2 separate regions of the Homo sapiens genome follow, and region 2 is linked to region 1. A link is an interaction called in ENCODE POLR2A ChIA-PET data of the cell type or tissue named here. Cell type or tissue: HepG2. All regions are shown on one strand. Each heading gives the region's core, and the rest is flanking DNA. Links, peaks and the distances in the headings are about the cores only.

Region 1 (2,800 bases), core at 197-2,696:
GAGGATTACTTGATCTCAGGAGTTCAAGACCAGCCTGGACAACATGGCGAAACCCCGTCTCTCCAAAGTATACAAAAATTAGCCAGGCATGGTGGTGTGTACCTGTAGTGCCAGCTACTTGGGAGGCTGAGGCACGAGAAGTGCTTGAACCCAAGAGGCGAAGGTTGCAGTGAGCTGAGATCATGCCACTGCATTCCAGCCTAGGTGACAAAATGAGACTGTCTCAAAAACAAAAATAAAAAATGAAATGACAGGGCCAACAACACACAAAGAGAGAATCTGAGAGGAAAGGTGACTTGCCTCACGTCACCCAGCCAAGGTAATGGCCAAGCAGGTATCAGAAACTGGCCGTGCCATGAAACATGAGCTTCTGCTACCCGAAAAATAGCAGGGTTCATTCCCCTGTCAAGCAACAATGACTCTCTGTGAGAATGCAAGTTTTGATCCATGAGTTTATTACTTGGCTCCAATAAGGAGGGCACTGGGCATATTCTCAAAGCAGTGTCTCTCCAAGGGAAAGTGACAGGAGGGTATTATGGGGCAATGGAGAGGGCAGAGGGTGCATCGTCGCATGTAGAGCAGGGGTCTCTGTGGCACAGGACCCTGTCATCATGCCAGCACATGGGTTGCATGTTATGGTCCTGAAGCTGCAGCTTTTCCAGGGTAGAGACTTAGCATTGTCATGAGGAAAGTTCACTGGGATTCACGTCTAAGTTGCCAGGGTCTTTCAGGAGCTGGTTCTGACCAACAGGGTGGCCTCATTCCACCCAGGGTTGGGAAGAGTAGGCTGCAGGGCAGGAGGCTGTAACCCAGGCTGATGGCTCAACTGGATTAAATTCCTCCGGTCCCTGGATGTGGTGGCGCACACCTGTGGTCCCAGCTGTACTCAGGAGGCTGAGATGGGAGGATCACTTGAACCCAGGAGGTCAAGGCTGCAGTGAGCTGTGATCACACTACTGCACTCCAGCCTGGGCAACAGAGCTAGACCCTGTCTCAAAAAAAAAAAAAAAAATCCTATGGTGGTCCCTGGAGACCCTCCTTGTCTCCTTACACTTCAGCCCTGGTGCATTTTCTGCAGAATTAAGATCTGAGTCAGTCAAAGGGTATAACATTTTAGCTATGCAGGATGAGTAAGTTATTTGAGATCTAATGTATGGCATCATGAGTACAGTTAATAATACTGTATCCTGGGAATTTGCTAAAAGATTTTATCTTAAGTGTTCTCACCACACACACAGAAATACTGTCGCTACGTGAGCTGATGGGTTTGTTCATTAGTTTGACTGATAATCATTTCGGTCTATACATATATCAAAGCATCATGTACACCTTAAATATATACAATTTTTATTTGTTAATTATACCTCAATAAAGCTGAAAAAGTCTTTTTAAATTAATTTTAATTTTAGAAGAATTGAGAGCATAAAGTGACCTTTGAGACCTTTCGCAGGCACCCTGCGTGTTTCAGGTAAGAAGTCCGAGGCCCGGGGTGTGACACCCCCAGGCCACCAGCTCTGAACGACCTGTAATCAGGGTGGCCCAGCTCCACCCAGCCCGTGGCTCCCTGGGACTGAGTTGCCTTCAATGCCTCCAGGGCTGGGGATTACTGATGGTGGCAGGGAGCAGGGGCCTTCTAGATGACACCCTCCTGGGCCCAGGCCACAGTCAGCTTGGCGAGGCCCAAGGCTTCTCCCGCGGCTCCTCCCACGGCCCAGATGGGACGCAGGCCGATCTAGGCTGTCCCGCTCGTGCCCCCGTGTGGCCAAACGCTAAACACCAGGAGGGTGCAAATGGACCTGGGCAGCTTTTGAGCCTGCTGCACCTGTCACCCGCAGGTCAGGGCCAATGGAGTTCAGGACGTCTGCGCACCAACGACTCAGACCACAAACCTGTGCCTGAGCAGTGGCTGGCAAATATTTAGGGGTGAACCTGCAGCTCATTCATGAAAACTAAGAACATGCAGAGGACCCCGAGCTTCAAGCAGCTTAATGGTGACACTAAAAAGCTCACCTCAGCCTGGGCAACATAGGGAGACCCTGTCTCTGCAAAAAATTAAAAAATCAGCCGTGCATGGTGGTGTGTACCTGTAGTCCCAGCCCAGCTCCTCTGGAGGCTGAGGCATGAAAATTGCTTAAGCATGAGAAATCAAGGCTGCAGTGAGCCAAGATCACGCCACTGCACTCCAGCCTGGGTGACAGAGTGAGACCCTGTCTCAAAAAAGTTAAAAAGCTAACCTCAACAATCTCCCCTTTTGTTCTGATCTTCAGCAGTTACAGGATCCCAGAAGGATCACTTCCCCAAAGCAGCCCCTTTCGGCCCAGCCCCATGGCTAAATTCCCACTCATTATAAAGGGTAGGACACTCGGGGTGACTTATCCTCCAGTGTCTGGAGCCCACAATATTTTAGGGACCCAAGAAAACGTTCTTACTTCCACTCTTATTAATTAATTAATGTATTTATTTATTCTGAGACAGAGTCTCGCTCTATCGCCCAGGCTGGAGTGCACTGGCTTGATCTCAGCTCACTGCAACCTCTGCCTCCTGGGTTCAAGCGATTCTCCTGCCTCAGCCTCCCGAGTAGCTGGGACCACAGGCGCCCGCCACCACGCCCAGCTAATTTTTTTGTATTTTTTAGTAGAGACGAGGTTTCACCATGTTAGCCGGGATGGTCTCGATCTCTTGACCTCGTGATCCACCCACCTCAGCCTCCCAAAGTGTTGGGATTACAGGCGTGAGCCACCACGCCCAGCCCCCACTTCTTTTCAAGTCAAATTTTAATATAATAATAATATACAGTTAT
Region 2 (2,800 bases), core at 83-2,582, 94 kb before region 1:
TCTCCAGCACTTGTGAGGAGCCAGAACAACATTCTTAACACACCTGGCATGTAGTAGGTGCTTAATAATGGCAGCTACTGTTACCATCACCTTCAAGATCCCTTCCTGCTCTAATACTGCAAGACTGTCCAGGGTAGTCACCCCTCTCCATAGCTCGAGAACAAGACAAGAGCAGAAAGGGGCAGAAGCAGGTGCTCTGGGGCTGGATTCCTGAGGGGATGCTGGATGGTGGGGTGTCAGGTGAGCACTGGCCCAGGGCCGGTGTAACTGCAGGTACTCCTGTCAGGGGAACAGAAGCAGAGGGCAAGCTAAGGCTCAGCTTGCTGAGCAAATCCCCACCCCTCCCTGCCACTCTCAGGAGTCGGGGTTGATTGGACACGTCCTGGGGAAGATTTGGGAACAAGCCTCATAAACACATGGACAGAGTGTCTAGAGTTCATTGGGCAGCAGCACCCCAGGGGGTGGGGGGCTGTGAGCAGGAGGGGCAGGCAGAAGCCCCCACATGGCTGCTGACCGCCAGGCAAAAGGAATAGTACATCAGGCCTGAGTACCTTTTGTAGAATGTCTCCTAAATTCTGCAGGAAGGAGAGAAACCAAGGTCTCCCTGCACAGGGCATCTTTGTAGTCACTGTCATACACGTGGCTGAGGTTTGACATCTAAGCCCCTTCTTCCCAGGTGCAGGCTTGAGGCTCTTACAAGGGTTGGGACCTACGCACTGCCAATGCCTGGGCCAGGAGGGCACGCCAGTGTCTTTATTTGTCTTCCTCCCAGCCTCCCAGCGATTCCGCCAGGGCAGGTCTTTTTGCAACCCCACACACCAGTCATTCTGGAGCCACCTGGGCCTGGATTTTGCAGGTGCTGGGAGCCTTTCATCAAGAGCTCTTTGTGCTCAGGCAGGCACTGGCTGGGGTGGTGGAAAGGTCCTACCTGCTCTCAGCTTAGAACTGGCAGCCCCAGATCCTCCCTGAGGGGGAGTCCTCAGAAGCAGAGTAGTAAGTGGAGGTGTCTTTTTTTTTTTTTTTTTTTTTGAGACAGAGTCTGGCTCTGATCCCCAGGCTGGAGTGCAGTGGCGTGATCCCAGCTCACTGCAACCTCTGCCTCCCTGGTTCACGCCATTCTCCTGCCTCAGCCTCCCGAGTAGCTGGGACTACAGGCACCCACCACCACGCCCGGCTAACTTTTTATGTTTTTAGTAGAGATGGGGTTTCACCGTGTTAGCCAGGATGGTCTCGATCTCCTGACCTCGTGATCCGCCCGCCTCAACCTCCCAAATTGCTGGGATTACAGGCATGAGCGACCGCGCCTGGCCGGAGGTGTCTTCTTTATACAGACAGAAGCCAGAGGCAGCAAGGTCAAAGTGCGTCCTGTGGCAAAGGTGAATGACCCCTCCCCTCCCCCTTGGTGTTTAAACACATTTTTTTTTTTTTTGAGATAGGATCTTGCTCTGTCACCTAGGCTGGAGTGCAGTGGTGCAATCATAGCTCACTGCAGCTTCAACCTCCCAAGCTCAAGTGATGGTCCCACCTCAACCTCCCGAGCTCAAGTGATCATCCCACCTCGACCTCTAGAGTAGCTGGGACTGACGCGTGCCACCATGACCCACTAATTAAAAAAAAAAAATTGGAGGGGTGAGGTCTCTATGTTGCCCAGTCTTACCCAAACTCCTAGCCTGAAGTGATCCTCCTGCCTTGGCCTCCCAAAGTGCTGGGATTACAGGCACAAGCCACCGTGCCCGGCCCTGAATATGATTGTTCAGTAACATCTTCTGTCTGCCCTTCTCCTTGAAGCTGGGTCACTGCCCTCACCACAGTGAGCACCGTCTGCTGCCACATGGCTCTGCCCCCTCCCAACCTTCTGTGTTGGGGTAAGGAAGACCAGGCCAGAGGGGGACGCAGCTCTGACAGTGCTCTCTGGCACGGCTCCTTCTGCCTCACGGGGCGTGATGCCCAGGGAACCCCCTGCCCTCACCAGCAGACCCCAAACCCACAGTATGAATGCATCTCTCACCGGGCTAGCATTGCTGACCTCCACGGCATGGCATCAGCTACTCTGACTCAGTTCACCCACGGCAGTGAGTGTGTCCTCTCACACAACAGCCTCGGGATCCAGGTCTACCTAGGTCACACCTGGGCCTGTCTTTAGCTTCCTCCCCATCTCCCCTTATCTTATTTTCCCTTCCTTTTTCCCACCCTGGTCAGCACTTCCAAAGAGCCTGCCCCAAACCCAGATGTCAAGGTAAACTTTTTTGTTGGTAAAATGTGGTCACTCCAGCTGCCAGGGGTGGGTGCTCGCCTGTTGGACATAGGCAAGGGGAGGCCTGGGGGCTGGAGCAGGAGGAAGGAGCCACCCAAATGGGCAAACAGGGTTCTCCAGAGGGACCCAGCCCTGCGGGTGGAGCTTTCTTCCACCCTGTGTTTTTCTGTGGCAGAGACTTAGAGGCAGTTGCCCAACTGGCATATCCCTTTCTTTTCAGTCATTGAATAACCTAATTTAAACAACCTGCCCTCAGCCCCCAAAAAGGTGCAATCTGACTGCAGCTCAAAACAACATTCCAGCCATCCTAGGGGAAAGGAATTTATAAATATTACCTTGGCTTCCATGTGCTTTACTGAGCTCCCTCATAAATCAGGACTTGGGGCTCCTGCACTCCCAGACTATATAAAGCTCGCCTCTGACTCCCGTGTTTCCAATTTTAAATCGAATGCAGCCCAGCCCTGCCGGCTCCTGTTTATCCTCAAAGATTCCAAAGGCCTGTTCAAAGGCTCCCAGAACCAGCCAGCTAAAAATGACCCACGGCTT

The links. Peaks named below come from ENCODE experiments on the same cell type or tissue, not always from the same donor. Only the 100,000 strongest peaks of a DNase experiment are listed, where the experiment ranks them.
Region 2: POLR2A ChIA-PET joins it to region 1 with 10 read pairs; 4 of 35 experiments call an interaction of 5 or more read pairs at or near these places.

Annotation. Positions count from the first base shown.
Region 1 is chr10:5,621,572-5,624,371 of GRCh38, forward strand. No RefSeq gene overlaps it. Among named protein-coding and RNA genes, the nearest start is that of LINC02677, 4.8 kb to the left of the region's middle. In HepG2, for the core only: a CTCF peak has its summit at 1,751 (motif pointing left); a DNase peak (open chromatin) is centred at 1,730.
Region 2 is chr10:5,527,196-5,529,995 of GRCh38, forward strand. No RefSeq gene overlaps it. Among named protein-coding and RNA genes, the nearest start is that of CALML3-AS1, 2.4 kb to the left of the region's middle. In HepG2, for the core only: no CTCF peak of the experiment used is centred there; DNase peaks (open chromatin) are centred at 826 and 1,366.